2 separate regions of the Homo sapiens genome follow, and region 2 is linked to region 1. A link is an interaction called in ENCODE POLR2A ChIA-PET data of the cell type or tissue named here. Cell type or tissue: MCF 10A. All regions are shown on one strand. Each heading gives the region's core, and the rest is flanking DNA. Links, peaks and the distances in the headings are about the cores only. Region 1 overlaps PIK3C2B (phosphatidylinositol-4-phosphate 3-kinase catalytic subunit type 2 beta). Region 2 overlaps PLEKHA6 (pleckstrin homology domain containing A6).

Evidence for each region. ChIA-PET counts read pairs that join two places held together with the same protein. Peaks named below come from ENCODE experiments on the same cell type or tissue, not always from the same donor. Only the 100,000 strongest peaks of a DNase experiment are listed, where the experiment ranks them.
Region 2: POLR2A ChIA-PET joins it to region 1 with 5 read pairs; 2 of 35 experiments call an interaction of 5 or more read pairs at or near these places.

The regions. Positions count from the first base shown.
Region 1 is chr1:204,412,970-204,423,726 of GRCh38, reverse strand. PIK3C2B (phosphatidylinositol-4-phosphate 3-kinase catalytic subunit type 2 beta) reads left to right here. Exons shown (of 33, transcript NM_001377334.1): 33 at 1-1,094. Among named protein-coding and RNA genes, the nearest start is that of PPP1R15B, 6.5 kb to the right of the region's middle. In MCF 10A, for the core only: no CTCF peak of the experiment used is centred there; DNase peaks (open chromatin) are centred at 5,996 and 6,466.
Region 2 is chr1:204,295,529-204,306,867 of GRCh38, reverse strand. All of the region lies in intron 1 of PLEKHA6 (pleckstrin homology domain containing A6), which reads left to right. Among named protein-coding and RNA genes, the nearest start is that of PLEKHA6, 59 kb to the left of the region's middle. RefSeq lists enhancers at 2,321-2,941, 10,649-11,339. In MCF 10A, for the core only: no CTCF peak of the experiment used is centred there; a DNase peak (open chromatin) is centred at 5,467.

The sequences.
Region 1 (10,757 bases), core at 4,834-7,333:
TTTTTATAAGACTTTTCCTCATTCTGTGGGGCCATAAACCTATTTAGTCTGGAGCCAAAGGGATGCCCTATCTGAAGGAAAGGGGCATGGGGTGGGGGATTCCATCAAAACTGTTGTTTTTTGCCCCATGATTTTTCTTTGGTCAGTAGGAGGCTGGATTGGAGTGGTGATTATTCCCCTGGAGCTAAGCTCAGGAGCCCGAAGGGAGAGACTGAGACTGACTCCCTTATCTCTTCATATTCTTTATTCCCTACCAGATGGATTTTTTTTTTTTTTTTTGGAGACGGAGTCTCGCCCTGTCGCCAGGCTGGAGTGTAGTGGCATGATCTCGACTCACTGCAAAATCTGCCTCCCGGGTTCAAGCGATTCTCCTACCTCAGCCTCCCGAGTAGCTGGGATTACAGGCATGTGCCACCACGCCAAGCTAATTTTTGTATTTTTAGTAGAGACGGGGTTTCACCATGTTGGCCAGGATGGTCTCGATCTCTTGACCTCGTGATCTGCCTGCCTTGGCCTCCCAAAGTGCTGGGATTACAGGCGTGAGCCACCATGCCCCGCCCCAGATGGATTTTACATTTGCTCTTTTGTGTTTCGCTCCAAAGGGTTGTCTTCCTCGCCAAAAGGAGGGAGGGACTTTGAATTTGATATGAATCTTTAAAACCAGAATTGGCTGGATATTTCCCATGATTGGGAAAAGAGTGAAATGAGGACATTCTGTAAACTGTCCCTCCCTAATTCCAAGGATCAGAAACTCCCCGTTTTGCTGACTCATTCCATAACTGGAGAAAGAAGCTCCATTGACCGAAGCCACAGGGCAGCATGGAAGTTTAAATTTTCTCTAAAATTAAAATGCCAAGGATAAAGCTGGCTGCTTCCAGGAGGGGGAAGAGGAGTGGGGAGTGGGCGGTGAAACTTTTCCAGATGAACGGACCATAAATGTGTTACTGGCTTTGTGCCTGTAGCTCATTTTATTATGACCTATATGCTCCTGATTTAAAGAGATCTGTGTACTGTTTACTTCCCACTTCCCAGAATCCCTTGTATCTCCTTTCTCGGGAATTGTATTTTCTAATAAATGACATTTGAGAAAAAAATGAAACTATAATTTTATTTATTTTTTTGACACAGGGTCTCTCTCAGTCGCCCAGGCTTGGAGTGCAGTGGTGAGATCTAGGCTCACTGCAACCTCCACCTCCCGGACTCCATCCATCCTCCCACCTCAGCCTTCCCAGTAGCTGGGACCACAGGTGCACACCACCATGTCTGGCTAATTTTTTTTTATTCTTTGTAGAGACAGGGTTTTGCTATGTTTCCCAGGCTGGTCTTGAACTCCTGGGCTCAAGTGATCTACCCGCCTCAGCCTCCCATAATTTTTAAAAGTAATTTTTAGTAGAGCCAAGGTCTTGCTACATTGCGCAGGCTGGTCTTGAATTCCTGAGTCCAAGCAACCCTCTCACCTTGTCCTCCCAAAGTGTTGGGATTACAGGTGTGAGCCACTGCACCCAGCTGAAACTATCATTTTAAAGATTGGTTGATGTTTGGCTGGGCAGAGTGGCTCATCCCTGTAATCTCAGCACTTTGGGAGGCCAAGGTGGGTGAATCACCCGAGGTCAGGAGTTCGAGACTAACCTGACCAACATAGTGAAACCCCGTCTCTACTAAAAATACAAAAATTAGCCAGGCATGGTGGCATGCGCCTGTAACCTCAGCTACTCAGGAGGCTGAGGCAGGAGAATCACTTGAACCAGGGAGGTGGAGGTTGCAGTGAGTCGAGATCGTGCCATTGCACTCCAACCTGGGCAACAAGAGTGAAACTCCGTCTCAAAAAAAAAAAAAAAAAAAAAAAAAAATTGGTTGATGTTCACATGTTTACATTGAAACATCTGATGTATGAGATGAAAATAATAATAGTGGTTTTTTATACCACCACATGGTAACTTTTATATGCACTAGTGCACTGCACTGACCATTTTTACATTTGTCAGCTAAATCTATCCTCACAACAACTTGATCAGGTGTGTACCATTACCCATTTTACAGATGAAGAAACTGAAGCTCAGAGGGATGAAGTAACTTGCCTAAGGGCACACAGCCAATAAGTCTTGGAGTTTGAACCCAGGTTTGTTGCACTCCAAACCTTGTGCAACCCCTCCTAGGCAATGTTTAATACAATCCCTTAAGTTGGTCTAATTGGTATTTCGGGTGCTTTTTATACATGATATATATCATCTTCCATTACCACTGCCCTGGACAGTAAGTATGGCTCATTCATGAATTCTGCAACAAACATTTACAGTTCTTACCAGTGCTACCTAGTGGCATGCCTCCATTCATAAAAAAATACATTGTATTGAATGCATCCTGGGCCCTGTACTCTAGGTACTGGATTGGGGCTTACCAAGGTAAATTAAGACAGTTCTCTGCATTTAAGAAGTTCACTACCAGGGCCAGGCACGGTGGCTCACGCCTGTAATCCCAGCACTTTGGGAGGCCGAGGCAGGCAGATCACGAAGTCAGGAGATCGAGACCATCCTGGCTAACACAGTGAAACCCCATCTCTACTAAAAATACAAAAAATTAGCTGGGTGTGGTGGCGGGCACCTGTAATCCCACCTACTTGGGAGGCTGAGGCAGGAGAATCGCTTGAACCCGGGAGGCGGAGGTTGCAGTGAGCTGAGATTGCGCCATTGCACTCCATCCTGGGCAAAAAGAGCGAAACTGTCTTAAAAAAAAAAAAAAAAGAAGTTTACTACCTAGAAATATTTGACCAACTCCATTTTATAGGAGAAAAAACTGAAACTTGAGATGCCTCAAAACTATCAAGCCACTACAGCATAACCATAGCCCAGAAGGGAATCCCCCAAGTGCAGGATGGAAGTGAAGTGACCCTTGTTCAAGCATTGTACCCAGAAGTCTTCAGAACTCTCCAGTGGGGAGTCATGTTTCATACTGGGGAATTCTGTGGGGGCTTCCAGGGATTTTTCAGTAGTAAACAGTAGGAAGTGTTACTGCTTTATTTCTAAGTGGTCTTGAGGTGTCACTGCAGTTCTGGGCAAGTCCCTATGGACTTTTTAAAGGTTAGTACTTGAATCTGCCAAGAGTCTTAGTGAAGGAAATTTCGTGGCCAAATGAGGTAGAAATCTGAACCCTCCTGAGGGAATGGGAATGAGAGAGGTGGGGAATGAGAGAGAGAGGTTGCCCAAGGAGAAAAGAAACAAAGGCAGCCCAGGGGGCCCAGATTTCTGAGTTCAAAGAGAGGTGACAAAAATGAAGCAGCCCAGCTTGCCGAGATTTGGGGAGCAAAGATTAGACTGGATTTGAAAGGTGAAAAAATGAGGCAGCATTTTAAATTGGGAGAGAATTTTCTGGTGGCTGGGACTTGTCTAAAGTGTCAACAAACAACACTAATGGCTTACTCTGGGTGAGGCGAGGTGTCCGGTACTGTGGCTACTCAGATAACAAAGGTGTGGATCCTGTCTTCAAGGAACTCAGTCTTTCAAGGGAGGCAGGCATGGAAATAAATACAGTGCAGTGTGATACGGACAAGGTGGCATAAGAAGGGGTGGGGCAGGCAGAGTGGGCTTCAGAGAGGATATCTGATCTGAGTGTTAAAATCAATCAGAGCTTCAGGCTTTATTCTTAGGGTGATGGGGTTTTCAGAAAGGGAACTGCAGGGGCCGGGCACGGTGGCCCATGGCTCTAATCTCAGCACTTTGGGAGGCCAAGGCGGGTGGATCATCTGAGGTCAGGAGTTCGAGACCAGCCTGGCCAACATAGTGAAACCCCAACTCTACTAAAAATACAAAAATTAGCCAGGTGTGGTGGTGAACGCCTGTAATCCCAGCTACTCAGGAAGCTCAGGCAGGAGGATCACTTGAACCCAGGAAGTGGAGGTTGCAGTAAGTTAAGACGGCACCACTGCACTCTAGCCTGGGCAACAGAGAGAGACTCTTATCTAAAAAAAAAAAAAAAAAAAACCTGAAAAACGGTAATGTCTAATTTATGTTTTAAGGGATCATTCTTCTGGCTGCTGTTCGAAGCAAGAATGGAAGCAGAAGAGGAGGCTATTGTAGTCTAGGAGGGAAATGATGGTGGCTTGGGGATGGTAAAAGTGGTCAAATTCTGGATATATTTTGAAGGTAGAGCTGACAGGACTTGCTGATGGACTGCATATGGAATCGAGGGAAAGGGGAGTTGAGGTTGACTCCTCAGTGTGGAGCCTCAGAATGTAGGCAAAGAGTCCTCTGGAGGAATTACTGGGAGTGGGGAGGTAGGTTCAGTAGAGCTGAATCAAGACTACTGATTGTGATAAGTTTGAGACGTGTGATAGAAATCTAAGTGGAGAAATAATAGAATGGAATCTGAAGCCCAAGGGAAGTCAGTCTGGAAGTTTAGATATGGAAGTCATCAGCATTCAGATGGCATTTAATTCCATGGAATGAGATGAGATCACCCAGGTTAGAGAGGCATGTGGGTGGATTGAGGCCAACATTTAGAGGAGGAGGAGGAGCAGATCAATGGTGTCCTGGCAACCTAAAGAAAAGTATGATCAGTGTCCTGGGGCTGCCATAACAAAGTATCACAAACTGAGAGGCTTAAACAGCAATGTATTTCTGGAGGTTGGAAGTCCAAAATCAAGGTGTCTGCAAGGTTGATTCCTTGTGAGGGCTGTGCGAGAGTCTGTTCCATGTTTCTCTCCTGGCTTCTGGAGGTTTGCTGGCAATCTGGCATTCCTTGGCTTATATATGCATCAACCCAGTCTCTGCCTTCACATTGCCGTGGCATTCTCTCCCTGTGCATGCACATGTCTGTGTCCAAATCTCCTCTTTTTATAAGGACGCTGTCATCTTGGATTAGAGCCCACCATAATGACCTCATCTTAACTTGATCATCTGCAAAGAACCTATTTCCAAATAAGATCACATTCACAGGTACTAAGGGGACTTTAGTACTTTATCTTTAGGACTTTATCTTTTGGGGGACACAGTTCAACCCCTAACAGTCAAGAGGAGTGAACATAGCAAAGTGGTCTTGGTGACCTTGATAAGAGCTGCCTGAATGAGTGGTGGGGGTGAAAGCCACATTGGTGTAGGCTGGGGAGAGTATAGGTGAAGAGGAAGTGGAGACCATAAGCACTAACAACTCTCGAGAGGTTTCGCTCTGGTGGTGCAGAAGCTTGGAGGGGTGTGTATCTAGGGAAGGCTTTTTTTTATTATTTACTTTTTTTTGAGACAGAGTCTTGCTCTGTCACCCAGGCTGCAGGGTGGTGGTGTGTTCTTGGCTCACTGCAGCCCTAACCTCGTTGGCTCAAGCAGTCCTCCCACCTCAACCTCCTGAGTAGCTGGGACTACAGGTGTGAGCCACCACGCCCAGCGAATTTTTTAAATTTTTGTAGAGACAAGGTCTTGCTATGTCGTCCAGGCTGGTCTTGAACACTTGGGCTCAAGCCTTGGCTCAAGCCCCCTGCCTTGGCCCTGCAAAGTGTAGGGATTACAGGCGTAAGCCACCATGCTGGGTGGTCTTTTTATTTTTAATATAGCTGATATTAAGTTATGTAAATGTGAATGATCTATTAGTGAGAGAAACGTGTATGTTACTAGGGAGAAGGGATAAGAGAGGTCAGAATTCCTTAAGTGAAAATGGAGGGATGGCATCCAGGAGGTTTCTTGGGTTGTGGCAGGATTGAAGGCAGATTATGTGGGTCCAGATGCCGGTGGATTTGTTCAGGGAAAGATGAGGTGATTTATGTCCAGTTGTATCTGTTTTTTCTTGAAGTATGAGTGTGATCATAAACTGAGAATGTGTGTTTATGGGAAATGCTGGAAATTTGAAGAAAGAAGTATTGTGAGACAGTCTCAGAGTGTAGGAGAAGCAAAGCTTCTAGGGAACTGTGGTGGGAGTGCCTGGTGTCGATGAGATTGTGATCACAAGTATGAAGTGAGTCACTCAGCATGTCTGAGCGATCTTCTTAAGCAATGATTAGCTGCAAGGGTGCAGGCGCAGAATGCGTGAGTAGTTGGGTTTAACTAGGGTTGGAGTTTTGCCAGGGAGTAGAAGGGCAAGGGGGTAGTTTTAATACTGGATCATGGAAATTCATGCTGAGTAAGGAGGGAAATGAAGAGTGTGATGGATCACAAAAAGTGGTAAGAGCAATGGTTTGTGGTCTCTGAGGAGTTAACCAGCAGCTGAATAGGGTTATCAGGGCAGTGTGGATTGGTAGGAGGCGGCAGCCAGAGTGGGAGATACTGCGATATCAGATTTTGGAGCTGGTGGTGACTCCGAAAAAATCAAGAGCCATATACCCTTTACCTCAGTCTGGCAAAGTCTTTTAAAATAAACAGAATTAACTGAGGTTTTAATTTTCTCCGGCCAAAGTGCCAGTCAGCTTGCCAATGGAAGGACTTTTTGTCTTCACCAGCTTGCACACGGCCTTGGCAACATGTTATCTCTGTGTACAGATCTGGCCTCCCTCTGCCCTCTAGCAGGCTTGGGAAGGCTGAGTCACACTTTTCCAGCTGAGACGAACAAGGCAAAGTCACATATTCTCAGAGGCAGCTCTCAAATATTTTAATTTTTTAAACTTTTTTTTTCCATAAACTTTTGTAGACTGTTGCTCAGGTTCTTTCTTTCTTTTCCCTCCCTTCCTTCCTTCTCTCTCCCCTCCCTCTCCCCTCCCCCCACACTCCTGTCCCCCTCCTCTCCCCTTCCCTCTCCTCCCCCCCTTCTTCCATTCTTCCTTTTCTTCTTTCTTTCCTTTCTTCCTTCCTTCCTTTTCCCTCCCTCCCTCCCTTTCTTCTTCCTTCTTCCTTCTTCCCTTTTTTTCTTTCTTTCCCTCTCTCCCTCCCTCCCTTCCTTTCCTTTCCTTCTTCCTTTTCTTTCCTTCTTTCTTTCCCTCCCTCCCTCCCTTCTTTCCTTCCTTCCTTCCTTTCCCTCCCTTCCTTCCATTCCCTCCCTTCCTCCCATTCTTCCTTTCTCTTCTTTTCCTTTCCTTTCCTTCCTTTTCTTTCCTTTTTTTCTCTTTGTTTCCTTCCTTCCTTCCCTCCCTCCCTCCCTCTTTCTTCTTTTCTTTCCTTCCATCCCTTTTTCTTTCAAGACAGGGTCTCAGTCTGTCACCCAGACTGGAGTGTGGTGGCATGTTCTCAGCTCACTGCAGCCTCAACCTCCTGGGCTCAAGTGATCCTCCCACCTCAACCTCCTGAGTGGCTGGGAACACAGATGCACACCACCACACCTGGCAAATTTTTTGTAGAGATGGGGTTTTGCCATATGTTGCTCAGGCTGGTCTTGAACTCTTGGGCTCAAGCAATTGACCCACCTCCCAAGTGCTAGGATTACAGGCATGAGCCACCATGCCTAGCCCAAATACTTTATGATTGCATTTTCCCTCTTTAGAACTTCTAACATAAGGAAGAATAAAAATTATATATCCAATGACTACATGGGGAAGGGGAGTTCCATTCAAGAAAGTTTTAAGAAATTGTTTTCAGGGGTGTGTGGTGTCAGTCAGTGACAAAGTTGAGAGTGGAATGCAAGAGGCTTGGTCTTAAGGAAGACGACATTATTTTAAAGTATTATTACTCTTCCATTCATTCAACAAACATTTATTGGGTACCTATTATGTACCAGTCAACATACTACCTCAGTGGTTCTTAAACTTTTTGGCCTCAGGAAAAAGTTTATACTCTTAAAAAGTATTGAGGGCCCCAGCCAGGTGTGCTGGCTCATGTCTGTAATCCCTGCACTTTGGGAGGCTGAGGCAGGCAAATTGCTTGAGCTCAGGAGTTTGAGACCAGCCTGGGCCACATGGCAAAACCTCATCTCTACTAAAAAGAAAAAAAACCCCAACTTGGGCAACCTGGTGAAACAGTCTCCACTAAAAAAATATAAAAATTGGCCGGGCATGGTGGTGGGTGCCTGTAATCCCAGCTACTTGGGAGGCTGAGGCAGAAGAATCGCTTGAACCTGGGAGGTGGAGGTTGCAGTGAGCTGAGATTACACCACTGCACTCCAGCATAGGCAACAGAGCAAGACTCCATCTCAAAAATGTAATAATAAAATGAAAAAAAAAAAACAACAGGTGTGGTGGTACACACCTGCTATGCCAACAACTTGGGAGGCTGAGGTGGGAGGACTGCTTAAGCCTGGGAGATCAAGGGTGCAGTGAGCCGTGACTGCACCACTGCACTCCAGCCTGGGCAATACAGCAAGATCCTGTCTCAAAAAAAAATTACTAAGGACCCCAAATAACTATCTTTATACCTTTATGTGGTTTATAGCTATCAATATTTCCTATTTATGAATTCAAGACCGAGGAACTGAAAAATGTTCATTTAGGCTGGGTGTGGTGGTGTGCACCTGTCGTTCCAGCTACTTGGGAGGCTGAAGCAGGAGGATTGCTTGAGCCCAGGAGTTCAAGGCCATAGTGTGCTGTGATTGCCCCTGTGAATACGCACTGCACTCCAGCCTGGGCAACATATGAAACTCTGTCTTTAATGAAAAATACAATAAAATTTTAAAATTCATTTAAAAATAACCAATTACATGTTAATTTTTTTTTTTTTTTTGAGGCAGGATCTCACTCTGTTGCCCAGGATGGAGTGCAGTGGCACAATCTTGGCTCACTGCAACCTCTGCCTCCCAGGCTTGAGCAATCCTCCCACCTCAGCCTCCTGAGTAGCTGGGACCACAGGCGTGCACCGTCATGCCTGGCTAATTTTTGTATGTTTTGTAGAGACAGGGTTTTGCCATGTTGCCCAGGCTGGTAATGTTCAATTATTTTTCAAAACATAAAAAGCTTAGTGAGAAAAGTGGCATTGTCTTACATTTTTTCCAAATGTCTTTAGTATCTGGCTTAATATAAAACAGCTAGAATCTCGTATCTATCTGCTTTTGCATTCATTCTGTTGACAGTTCACACACCATGTATCTTCCAGAAGACTTCACTGTACATACATGAGAAAATGAGAGTTAAAAAAGCTGAGAATTATTATGGAAATATTTTTGGCCTTAAGGACCCTCTGAAAGGGTTTCAAAGGAGGATCCCCAGGGGTGCCCAGACCATACTTTGGGAACCACTTTTCTAGATAGTTGGATACAGCCCTCAAGGAATTCAGGGACCAGCAAGAGAGAATACTTACAGGTATATGTAATGCAATGTGTTAAGTGCTCTAATAGAGCGGAATAATATAAGTACTGTGAGGGATCCATTAATTCTGGCTGGAAAGGTCAATGAAGGCTTCAAGGAGAAGCTGACATTTGAATTGGATCTTGAAGGATGAGTAGGTATGTAACAGGAAAGGTGAAGCTTTTCTTGGCTGAGAAACAGCATGAGTAAAGGCAGGAAGCAAGGAGTACAGGTAAGTCCAATGTTCCTAGAATATAACATGCATGAAGACAAGTGACAGAGGAGGCTGGAAGAGTACAGTGGGAGGGCAGGCTGCATAGAGCCTTTATTCTGCAGGCAATGAGGAAACAACTGAAGACTGTAAAGCAGAACCACACAAGAATATTAGCTAATCTTTGTGCTCCTACTCTGTCTAGGCTAGGCACTGAGAAAACTTAGTTTTCTTACCAATCCATTGAAAGAGGAATTACTAGCCTCACTTTACAAGAAACAGGCTTCTGGTAACAAATTTGCCTACTTGGATCTGTATTATGAAACTGACCTCTATTATTAATACATTTTTCTGAAGTTCATAGGATTGAGATTTTCCAGAGGTATGGATAATAATACAGGATAAACAACAGAAACTGAGGTCCTCTTGGCTTCCTAGAAAGAAGTGGTTGTGCCGAACGTGGTGGCTCACGCCTGTAATCCCAGCACTTTGGGAGGCTGAGGCGGGCAGATCACAAGGTCAGGAAATTGAGACCATCCTGGCTAACATGGTGAAACTCCGTCTCTACTAAAAATACAAAAATTAGCCGGGCGTGGTGGCATGTGCCTGTAGTCCTAGCTACTAGGGAGGCTGAGGCAGGATAATAGTTTGAACCCAGGAAGGCGGAGGTTGCAGTGAGCAGAGATCACACCACTGCACTATATCCTGGGCAACAGAGCGAGACTCGTCTCAAAAAAGAAAAAAAGAAGTGGTTGTTCCTTGAACAGGCCCAGTAAGGCAGGAGGAGCTGCTGGTCTCCTCCCAGCTCCCTAAAGATTTTTCTGCTGTCCCTAGTGCTCATAACTGCCACCCTCCCTCTGTAATTGGTACTTGACTTCAGGGGTATCTATTACAGAGTTTTAGCAGAAATAAAGAAATGAACTAAGACCAAACTCACAAGAGATAATCAAATACAGCAATTAAAATTACCAGCCATTTTTTTTTTCAAAGGATAGTGGTCCATGTTTCCTTTTTGGCTGTTGTATTCTGTGGTTCTGGTTGCTAAGGAAGTATTAATAAATATGAATTGAATATGTTGCCTGCTTGGAAGCATAAAAGAGAGTAAATAGTTCTGGGGACTGAGCTGCTTCTCTGTGAGTTTAGTTTGCCCCACACCAGACATGTATGTACGCAGCACTGCCCAACTTTTACATAAGATCTCAGGTTGATGGTCTACATAGTACTGAACAATAGGAGAACCCTGAAATATCTGTCAGGCTGGGCGCAGTGGCTCACGCCTGTAACCCCAGCACTTTAGGAGGCCGAGGCGGGCAGATCACTTGAGCTGAGTTTGAAACCAACCTGGGCAACACGACGAAACCCTGTCTCTATAAAAATATGCAAAAATTGGCCGAGCACGGTGGCTCACGCCTGTAATCCCAG
Region 2 (11,339 bases), core at 4,238-6,737, 120 kb after region 1:
AGGTGCTTAGAACACTTGTTTTTTTAATTTTAGATGGTGGGGGATGGTGTACATGTACAGGTTCATTACGTGGATATATTGCATAATGCTGAGGTTTGGGCTTCTGTTGAACCAGTCACCCAAATAGTGAATATAGTACCCAATAGGTTTATCCCCCATTTTGGAGTCCCCGGTATCTATCTACTGTTGTTATCTTTATGTCCTGGAACATTTCTTATAAATCTACCTGTAAAGCTGTCTGTTGGGAAGGTGAGATCCTTATGCATTCCAGCATGGTCTCCATGTGAAATTAGCTTGAACCAACCCAAGGGATCAAAGCTATGAGGGGCAAGTGGCAGGAGCACTTTCTTCTCAGTGCCTCAGAATTGGGCAGGATGGAGGCCAAAGCCTTGGAAGAGGGGGAGGAGGAATTGGCATTTTGCCTGAAAGCAGAAATTTGGGCGAGACAGGTGATTGGTGGATGGTGGGTAAGGCTGGCTGAATGTGGCCCCGTCTTCCTAGGGTTTGTGTGGTGTTTCTTGGTGGCAAGGAGCAGAGATCAGAGAACTGCCTTGTACAGGGGCTGGTGGGTGGGCAGCCTGGCCTGGCTGCCATCTGAGCAGTCACTGGTCCTGTGGGCAGCACATGCTGTGAGGCAGGATCTCGCAGGAATGGTGGGTGGCCCAGACTCAATGGGACAGAGCCAGAGGCTGGAGGTGGTTTTTGAAAAGCAGATTTGGGGTGGTGAGATATACATTGGAGGAGGAATGTGGTGGAGAAAGCTAGAGAAAGAATATGGGGTGGATGGAAAGGAACAAAAAGAGGGATTGGGGAGTCCTAAACTCTGACACATTCCAAAGCTGCAGCCAGGCAAGTGATCTCAACTCTCAATGTCGATATAATCCAGAATAGGTGAGAAAACCACCGTTTGCCTACTGACTTCTGAATATAGTGGGAGAAATGTATGAGAGGTGATGCGGGATGGGCAAAGTGCAACAAAAATACATTTTAAGCCTAAGAAATCATATAGTACAATGGAATTTAGAAGGCAATCACACAGCCATTTATTAGGCAATACAATTAATAGGTTGTACAGTCTGGTTATTTTTGAAACTATGGGCATTAAACATTTTTTTATTTATGTCACCACCTACTTCCAAATAGAATTCATAGCATCTTTATGTAGTTGGTAGATGCTGCTGTGCATAATTTTGGCCAAAAGAGTGTCATAATTTCTTCCTTTTGTTCAATTGTACAGTGCTTTGCAGCTCAGACCAAGTGTGCTTTCATACCCACACTCCCATTCTAGCTCAATTTAGCAGGTGTTTACTGATCCCTCTTCTTCCCTAAGCAGTGTGCTAGATTTTGAGTATAGAGAGATGGAAAAGAACTGGATCTGCCTTCAAGGGTCTCTCAGTTTACCTGCAATCCTGTAGGGAAGATGGGAAAAATATTCCTACAATATAGATGAGGAAACTGGAGCCAAAAGATGCTGCTATGGTTAGTCAGCAGGAGGGATGGATTAGAATCCAACTCCTAATCCAGCGTGCCGCAGTACTGCATGCACCTCCCTCTACCCCACTGCCCAGCAATGCACGCACTTTCCTTTACCTGTTCATCCCCCATACTTTCTGCATCAGAGTAATGAGAAAGAAGCAGTGATAGGGAAGGCAGAGTGGAAAACTGCTCCCTGGTATGGAACCAGTCCTCTCTGGGCCCCCTCATCGTGCAATTGAAATGGCATCACTGGGTCTATGTCTCTGTTACGTTGCCAATTTGATGCTCTCTACCACGCACCAGAGGCATACTTTTTTTCCTCAGGTAATTCTTGACTTGGAGTAGATTGCCTTCTTCTCTATTGTCCCTGAATTATTTGAACAGGCGAGGATATGGTAAAATTCAGGGGCTCACAGAAATTTAAGAGGTTTCAGTAGGGTGGTAGATGCTCACTGGACACCTGCTTTATAAAATAACAACCAATGTTTGTTCAGTGCCTTGTAATTGACAGAGTGCCTTTAATATAAGTAAAGAATAGTATGTGTATTAATTTCCCCCTCCCTTCCATACCTGCCCTACTCAGGTTTTCTAGAAGGTCTGAATCCCAAAAGCGTAGGATCTTTCTCTTAATTTTTAGGCTCAAGCTAAAAGGGACATGGAGCTGTCTTCTGGCCCAGTGATTCCCAAGTTTTGGTCTGTGACAGAGTTTTCACCAGTCTGAGGTAAAATAAGAAAAATAGGGAAAATTTACCAATTTTTTTCAGAAAGCAAAATGTATTAGAAGACATCTTTTAGGGGCAGGAGATGTGCTGAAATATTTACTAGCTTATCCTTTTTCAGAGCTGATGGTGAGAGTAGATGGTAATCAGGCTTTTAAAATATCCTTATTTAGCAAAATTAAAAGTTGACAATCTTATATTGGTTGTCCCTGATAAGGCCACTTTTGGGGCAGATTTCTGAAAACTTGAATTCTGATCTTGTCACTACCATCTTTCCCTGCGGGTCTTTAGAATGTGATAAACTGATAAACATATTGAGTCTTTCTCCATTCTTACTTTGTGAGAGGTTTCTACCTCCAGGGTCAGGCCCCCGGTGAAGGAATGTACTCTCACTTCCTCTTCCCCTTTGTCCTGAATAGCAGGGATAGCAGGGCTTTGGGATTAGGACTTGCGCATTCTTATTCCTACAGTCACCTTTTGGAAATGAGGGAGGTCGTCTTCTATCTTTGGAAAAGAGCAAGGAGATCTGTGGATTGGATTTTGGGAATAGTGTGAGAAACATGTTGTTAACTGGGTGGTTGAAGTCAAGAACATTTAAAAATCTTGATATCAATTTTTGAAATGGTGGGTCTTCTTGAACTCTCAAGAATATAGGCTAAGCCTGGCACAGTGGCTCACACCTGTAATCCTGGCACTTTGGGAGGCTGAGGCGGGCAGATCGCTTGAGCTCAGGAGTTCAAGACAAGCCTGGGCAACACGGTGAAATCCCGTCTCTACAAAAAAATACAAAAATTAACCAGACATGGTGACACACGCCTACAGTCCCAGCTACTCAGGAGGCTAAGGCAGGAGGATCGCTTGAGCCAAGGAGGCAGAGGTTGCAGTTAGCCGTGATTGCGCCTCTGTACTCCAGCCTGGGCAATAGAGTGAGACTCTTGTCTCACCACCACCCCCGTACCCCAAAATAATATAGATTGGAGCTTTTGTAAATTTGGAGGCTCCTGGGGGTATTAGAGTGTCTGAGTCTTCTACCTTTTGAGGATTCAGACCTGGAATTACAACAAATATGTGGGAAACCCCAGACAGGTGCCCAGCTGCCAGAATCTGAGACACATGGTTGGTGTGCACATATATGCAGACTTGTATGAGCAAAAGCTTTTAGGAAAAACTCAGTTTGAAACCACCCTAGGACTTGAACTAGATGCTCTTTTTTGAGGTTCATTCTAGGACACTTTTCCTAAAAGCAGATACCCAGGACTTCTTTATATAAGAAAACTTTCTGATTTTTTCATCCCATTTTCATGTCCTGAAATAAGAGCCCTCCTAGCCTAGGAAAGTGGTTAAGATTCCTAAATTAGGAAGGTTGTTCAACTGTGGGGAGAGGGTGAGAGGGTGGCAGATTCTCGAGCTTTCTCAGGGCAAAGAGGCATAGGGAAAATGACTAAAGGGAAGATTGGCTCCGATCTGGAAGACCAGGCCAAGGTGTGTGAGATTTTCTTTTCCAGACAGTTTCTAGATAGTGATGGGTCAGTCCAGCAGCATAGCCCTTAAGAACGGTGATGCAGGAAAGCCTGAACCTGTGACTGATGATGGATACCATGGGGCTGTTCAAACTAGCAGAGGGGGGAAAGAAAGAAAAGGATCCAAGAAGTGTAAATTAAAGATAGCTGCCACTTGAGGAGCTTCTTCAGGTTAGACCCCTCCGTGCTTCATCTGATGGCTCCACCTAGGGTTGGGCAGATGAATGATGGTGACAGGCAGTGGTTTTCTTTTTCTTTTTCTTTTTCTTTTTCTTTGAGATGGAGTTTTGCTCTTGTCCCCCAGGCTGGAGTGCAATGGCTTGATATCGGCTCACCACAACCTCCACCTCCTGGGTTCAAGCAATTCTCCTGCCTCAGCCTCCCAAGCAGCTGGGATTACAGGCATGCGCCACCACGCTCAGATAATTTTGTATTTTTAGTAGAGATGGGGTTTCTCCATGTTGGTCAGGCTGGTCTCAAATTCCTGACCTCAGGTAATCTGCCCGCCTCGGCCTCCCAAAGTGCTGGTATTATAGGCGTGAGCCACTGTACCCGGCTGGCAGTGGTTTTCTTAGCCCACCTCTGGTCCCCTCCAGTGGTGGCTTTCCCCAAGGAGGCTTTCCCCAAGGAGGATCTTTTCTTAACTTTGCATAAGTTTGGGACACAGCATTAGGGAGTACAGCTAAATTCTTAGAGATTAGAATCTCTTCTGAGATGTTCAAGCCAGAAGGAAGAAGGCGTTAATCATGCAGCATGGCTTTTCCTGAATGCAAAGACCAGCCTGGGCAACATGACACATGCAAGGTCAACAAGGATATTCCTGGACTTTTGAAGATGTCCCCCTCCTTATCATGGTGAGATTATGGAAAGCAATACCTGGACTCCAGGGCCAGCTTTGTCTCTAACTTGCTTCATGGTCTTGGAAAACTCAATCCTTCTCTCTGGGCCTCAGATTCTTCATTTGTAACATGAGGGAATTGAATTTGATTGCCACCATCCTCTTTGTTTAATTCTGCATGCCTCAGGTCTCCATGTGATACACAGTAGGGCGTTTCTAAGAATTTCATGTAGATGTTATCACTCCAAGAAAAGAAGCATCCACAACCTCTTTCTGAACTGCAGGTCTACTGCCCAACAGTCGTATGCCTGTTGGAAAAGTGGCTGAAGGTGGCAGGATGGACTAGGTCTTCTCAAGATAGCAGGTCCAAGGTCAGAATTGAGAAGTCCACTTGGACGACTGTGCCTTAGAGTGGGTTGAGTCCATAATAATCATCAGTAAGTCCCTAAAATGTACGACTAGAGCCAAGAGATCTGAGAATTGCCCAACATTTTTCACTGTTACTGACCAGGGCTGGTTTCCCATTTTAAAAGCCTCCTGAGGCCATGAAACAGCATCAGGAGAAACATGCCAAACCTGTTCGGCTGTGTGTTGATATGTTTGTTTCTCACCCTAATGTCCCATCATCATCATCCCCCTCACAATTGGAATTCCTTCCTTCAATTCCTCATAAACTCAAGCCCCCCTTCTCTCTGTTTCCCCCACAGCTCTGTCATTTATCCCCTGGGAATGGCCCTAGGGAGTAAGTGGTACAGATGAAGCCATGGGGTGGTGGTAGGGTGGAGAGAGGGCTGGAAGCCCAATGAGGTGGGGACTTGGGTGGCGTGTTTGGACTCTGTGGGCATGTCTATACCTGAAGTCCAACCAAATAACACATTGCCTCCGCCAGCTCTATTCAGCGTAGAAATGCAGCAGATTGCTGTAGGCTGATGAGCTGTTCTTTGAATCCTCTCCCCTGTCCCATGCCAACATGCATTCCCAGGAGCCAGCTCCAGGCTGCAGGAACCCAGAGACTCTCCAGACTGGTGATGAGGCAAGTGCTTTGACTCGCTGTCAGCATCTTTAGCTTAAATAACTCTGGTGACTCTGCTGAAACTCCTGTCTTCTGGAGCTAGAGAGGTGGCTTGTATAGCTCTATACTTCATTATCTGAAATCTTTGGGGCCTATGGATTTTAGAATGGTAAAGTGGTACACATTGTTTATTACATAAAACCTTCAGTAGGATCTGGAGCAGCTCCATAATCAAACATATTAATATCCTGCAGCCAGACTGAGAGCGTCACATGAGTGGGATAAATAAAGGCTGTAAAGAGTCTCTTGCCAGTTCAGGTCGCAGTTTGCAGCTAAATATGCTCAAGTCAGGTTGAGTTTTGCTGCCAGTTAGGACAAAACTTTCAGTTCAGACATTTGTAGGTTTTGGAATGCTATGAAAGCATTGCGGCTCTGTATTGCCTCATATAGTCTTGTAAGGTAGGAATTGGTCTTCCCATTTTACAGATGAGAAAGCTAGGGTTTAGAGAGGATCAATAACTTGTCCATTGACATTCAGCTGATAAGTGGGCTGAGCTGTCATTCCAATCCAGGTCTGTCTGCCTGCAGAGCTAGGCTTTTCCTCCAAGGTAATACCTCTTTAGAATGAATGAAGACAACTCAAGGGTGGGCACGGGGAGCTCTGACTTTGACATCTTCTCTGATTAGGGGGGTACTTTCTGGACATCTGATAGGGATCATTTATTGGCTTGTTCTTATTTATACATTGACTTCTGGGATCCCAGTAGGCTAATGGCTCAGAAGAGAGGAAGCTAAATTTCAGTCAACTTTGTGGCTTACAAGAAGAATCCAGCTGGCTTTGTCGGGGCTATGAGAGCCAAGAACAAATGGGGTCAAGTTGGATTTAGTGAGAGATGCATTATCTGCAGTGGAAGAAACCCCCATACAGAGCCAGTGAAATGCACAGTGCTTCCTGCTTCCCCACGCATTGCATGGCTGGAGAAGTGTTCCCTTGAGTGGGGACCTGTCTTGAGAGAAGGATTGTCCTCAAGGATCATGAGCCCTGGGTAAGCTTGAGAGTGATGAGCAGCTTGAAATAGGGAGAATTCAATTAGGGAGTCTCTCTGGTCTTCATTAGTGATATGAAAAAACAGTCAAAGGAAGCACTAATTCAATCTGCTGAAGATGCACCCTGCTGTTAACACATCATTGGAAAGATGGACCCTGGTCTGTTGTCTGGGCAATGGCATAGATAACCTCCCTCTTCTATCTTCTAAGTACTGTCAGATGGCGGCTGCCATTTCTGGGTCATCTCTAGGTCAGGCAAGATCTGGACTCTTAATATTCAGGCACATGTGTCCATGGTGTTCCTCTGTGGTGAGGAGCCTGCCATCAGTGAACTCCAAGCAGTAGAAGGGCCGGCTGCTCTGGCAGGGGAGTGGCCTGTGCTTCACTAGGGAGACACCCATTAGGAAGGGTGGTAGGTTAGTTTCCACAGGAACAAAGAACATCTGCTCCAGCCAACTAGAGAACAGATGGGGCAAAAAATATTCTTAAAGGGGACATTAGCTCATGGAATTGGTGCCAGGGAAGTAGGCCTTTCTAAAGAAGACATGAGGGGGCAGGTTAAACCTCTTAGCCTGAGAGAACTGTGAGGCCCTAAGACAGTAGAAGACCCACGTTGCTTTGGAAAGTGCAGGAGAAAGAATGCGAGATGTTTTCTCCCCTCAATAATGGCTGTCCTCTGGGAAAATGTCTCAAAGCTGTGTCAGCTTGCTGGCTGCCGGCTCAGAGCTCCCTGAGTCCTTCGGTCAGCAGTCCTCCCCTGCCACCTTCCCTATGGACCTTAGCTCACCTATATGACACACCCCACTTCTGTTGCCAGCTCCCTCTTAAACATCCCAGGGGCTCTTCTGCACTGGGCAGTAGGAAGCTCACCTGCTTTCTCTGACCCTCCTCTTTCTTCCTGTCCTCTCAGATGGCCTGGTGTCTAGGCTGGTGACAGCCTCCCAGCACCCTTTTCTGCTGTCTTTAGACAAAATTCCCAGTGCTTTCCCTTCTTCCTCCTGTTTGCTTTCCTTTTCTTCCTCATACCAACCATGTGTGCAAAGTCTAGATGGAGACTTTGGGTCCTCTGGAAATTATCTTGTCCCTTCCTCTGGGATTAATTTGTGACTTCTGGGTACAAGTTACTGACTACTCAAAGCAGCTGAAGCCCCAGAGGGGATTTAATTATAAGGGAGCTGGGGTGTCTCTCAGAACTCAAGGTCAAAGAAATGGCTGGATCACAAGAATGGACTAGAAGCAAGAAGCTGAATGCCACAGATATGGTCTTTGCCCCTCTCTGTGTGCTGGCTCATTCACTTCTCTCATTGCAGAGAGGACTTTCAGCTTCCTGGTCAGTCTATAGGAAAGAAAAGATGGAAAAGCAGCTCCTTCCTGTGCACATCACCAATAGAATTGCCTGGAGAAGGGCTGGCCTCTTTTTTCTCTCCATCTCTGTTCCCATCCCTGGGGAGGGATTTTGGCTGAGCTGAGATCAGGTGGCTACCCCATGTAACCACAAGAGTGGGTAGGGTTTAGGCACATGGTTATTTCCTTAACCATGGATCTAGGGATGGGGCCAGTTTCTAGAAATGGGTTAGTACTTTCTGTTGCACATTAGCCCTTCTTGGACCTCCAAGCCTAGGGGAGTCTGGCCTAGAGAGTTTACACACCCCAACTCCTCTCGCTTGGCTCTTCTCCTGCCTGGCATGAGGACGGGCAAGGCCTAGCAAGGAGCAGGGTAGTCTGACTGATGGAACCTGGGGCATGGCTGTGTGTCATTGCCATTCTCCATGTGCAGAAAAGACCCGGAACCTGGACCTTGAAGGCCATTCAGTCCCCGACCCCTCCTCAGGTACCACTCTACCCTTTTAGTAAAGTCTTTCATAAATGGTTTGATTGTTCCATTTGACACTAGGGAGTCAACATTGAAAAGTCTCACTGTTGGAAAGCTCATTGTTTCTAAATTCAGTCTTTCATGATGTAACTGAATCCATCCATTGTCCCTCATTCCATCTGGGGCTCACAAGGAAGACTCAGGCCCACCATCTTGCTTAGGTTAGGATTGAATTAGTGAATATGAAACTATTTTTGCATGAGAAGACAAGGGCTTGGGCCAGGCTCTATGGGATTTGGAAGCATTTTTGACTGGCTGCTGCTCTTCATCGAAGTGAACCCCTGAGGAGAAGAGACACATGTCTGACTACTTGTGGAAATGCCCAAGAGCACTCCTCTAGATTCTTCTTTTCCAACTACTGGCTCCATGGGACCAGAGCCAATTGTGAACCATGAGAAAGGTGTGGAGGTTCAGGCAAGTCAATGGGGAGAGATATGAGGAGTAGGGGGAGGACAGCAAAGGGGTCCTAGATCAAGATGCCGTCTTCCCTCTATCACTCACATTGATGGACCTTGTGGAGGTTGGGCAACCAAAACCTGCAAAGAACCCTAAATCCTTTTGGATCTCTGATAAGAAACAGCTCATAGTTAGCAATGTAGAGGGGACTGAATTTCAGTTCCGATGTTTCTGGTGGTTCCACAAGCTGGGGGGTTGAGACAATGATAACCACGAACGTGTAACAGGCATCGTTTTAGGCATTTTATGTGAATTAAGTCACTTAATCCTCACAATAAATCCTATGAAGTAGAAACTGTTACCCACCCCCCCTGTTGCCGATGAGGAAACTGAGGCATAGAGAGATTGAATAACTTGTCCAAAGTCCCATTGCTAGTATGGAGTAGAGTCAGGATTCTAATCCAGGCATTGTGACTTCCCAGCCATCCTTCCTTTTCTCTCTGACCAACTGGGGAACCAAACAGTTCTACCCCAGGTGAACAGGAGAAAAGACTGCCTGATATCAACTCCCCCAGGACAGCGACCTTGTCCTTTGTAGCCATGTGCTAAGGCCCAGTGCCTTACACCCAGTAGAATTTCTTGTTGGAAAGAGAAAACTTAAAGGGGGACGAGGATTAGTCTTTGTCTTGAGACTTTCCAACAAGAGAAATTTACATTTAGACACTCCATGTATCCATGTATTTTCCTACCAGAAGGTAGTGTTTAGGAGTTAAATGTCACATCAAAGACAAATGTTAGAGCCAGGAGATTTTTCTTTCTAGGAAGAAGGATATGTTAGTTAGTGACTTTCTCCATCTGATTCGGATTTTATCTCTACTGTTGTCACTAAATTCTTTTCCTTTCTCTCTCCATGGAGCTGGTAGTTTAAAAAAAGAAATCTGCAGGGATGGGTACGGTGGCTCTCTGGTTATGGTGGTAATAGCCATGTTCCTAAATCTGAACTCCTTTCTTCAGGTCAAATTGCATAAGCTTTCCATGGTACTGCAGGCTTTTTCTTTCTGCTCCCCTTCACTCTGCGATGCCTCAAACCTCTCATTTCCGTCCACGCTCTCTGCAGACACAGAGTACTGAGGCTGGAAGGAGAAGGAGGGGAACAGGCAGGCCCCACTCTCTGCTCTGAGTAGTGTGTGGGAGGAGGCTGGAGAACGGAGCACTTCTCTCTGATCCTGCCTGACTCTTTTGGAGCCAGTGAGGTGGGGGTGTCTCTGAGTGAAGCAGAGGGAGGCCTGGAGGGGCTCAGGAGCTGGACTATTTCTGTAACACAGAGCACGTCTGCAGCCAGCCACAGAGAAGGTCAAACTCTGGGTGCAGGGCTGGAATGCAAGGGGCCAGGCAGCTGGGGGGAGCTGTGGTTTCACCCTTCTGGCAGCTTAGAGGGCCGCTGCAATGCCCTTTGGGGAAGGTGGGGCTACCCACAGCAAAGCGAGTAGGGGAGTGGGGAGGGACTCTGCTCTGGTAGATAGTGATGATGGTGCAGGGCATTGGAGGAGGGTAGGGGAAGGCATGCAAAATCTAAATGCCCATCACATGTGTTGGAGAGGAATTGAATTCCAAGATGTGGGGGCTTTAATTCATGCTCTCTACCATTAAAAAAAAAAATCAGGCAAAGCACTGTGTGAGAGGAAAGAGAAATAGTGCTGAGACGGGAACCAGGAGGCCACGAAACACACGCATGTGAGTGTGCACCAGTGTTCAGAAATCCACATGGGGAGGAGGATGCACTTGCACTGGCCCCTTCCAAGGCCATATCTAACACACAAATTTGTACCTATAGTCTTTTCCTTAATGAGGACCACGCCCCTCCCACCACAAATTGTATAAGCTCCAGGACCCCAGAAACCCAGATCTGTTGCTGCATCCACGACACTGACACATATGCCCTTCCTTGGTCCCCTGCCTGCACGTCATGAAGCCCCTTCCTCTGTGTGCGTGCACCCCGTAGCTTCTGTGCCTTACCCTCATCTTCCCACGTGTGTTTGTGCGGTTTGGAGCTTCTTGAGTTTCCGTTTATAGTTAGAAAATTGCCCTGCTCTGGCTCTGGCTTTGTCACAGGAGGCTCGTGTTGGCTCAGTCTGACTGCTGCTTGACCTTTGGCCACCCTGCCCTTGGCTTGGCCTGCTGTGGCCACCTAGAAGCATAATCTGTTGGTTTGTTTTCCTTCTCGGGCTGTGGGTCCTCCCCAGCTGAATCTAAGCCTCTAAAATGGGGTGAGGGTTTCAGATGAGCAGGCAGCCTTTGGAAGGAGCGCTTCCCTGAAGAACCGAAGGTGCTCAGGATGAGCAGCTCTTTTGTCCTATAATTTGCTCTAGGGGCAATGAGATTCCCTTTCTCAGGTCTAGTGGGCCCCAAGAGAACAAGGACTTGCTACACACCTTATGCAGCTGGATAGCAGCATAAG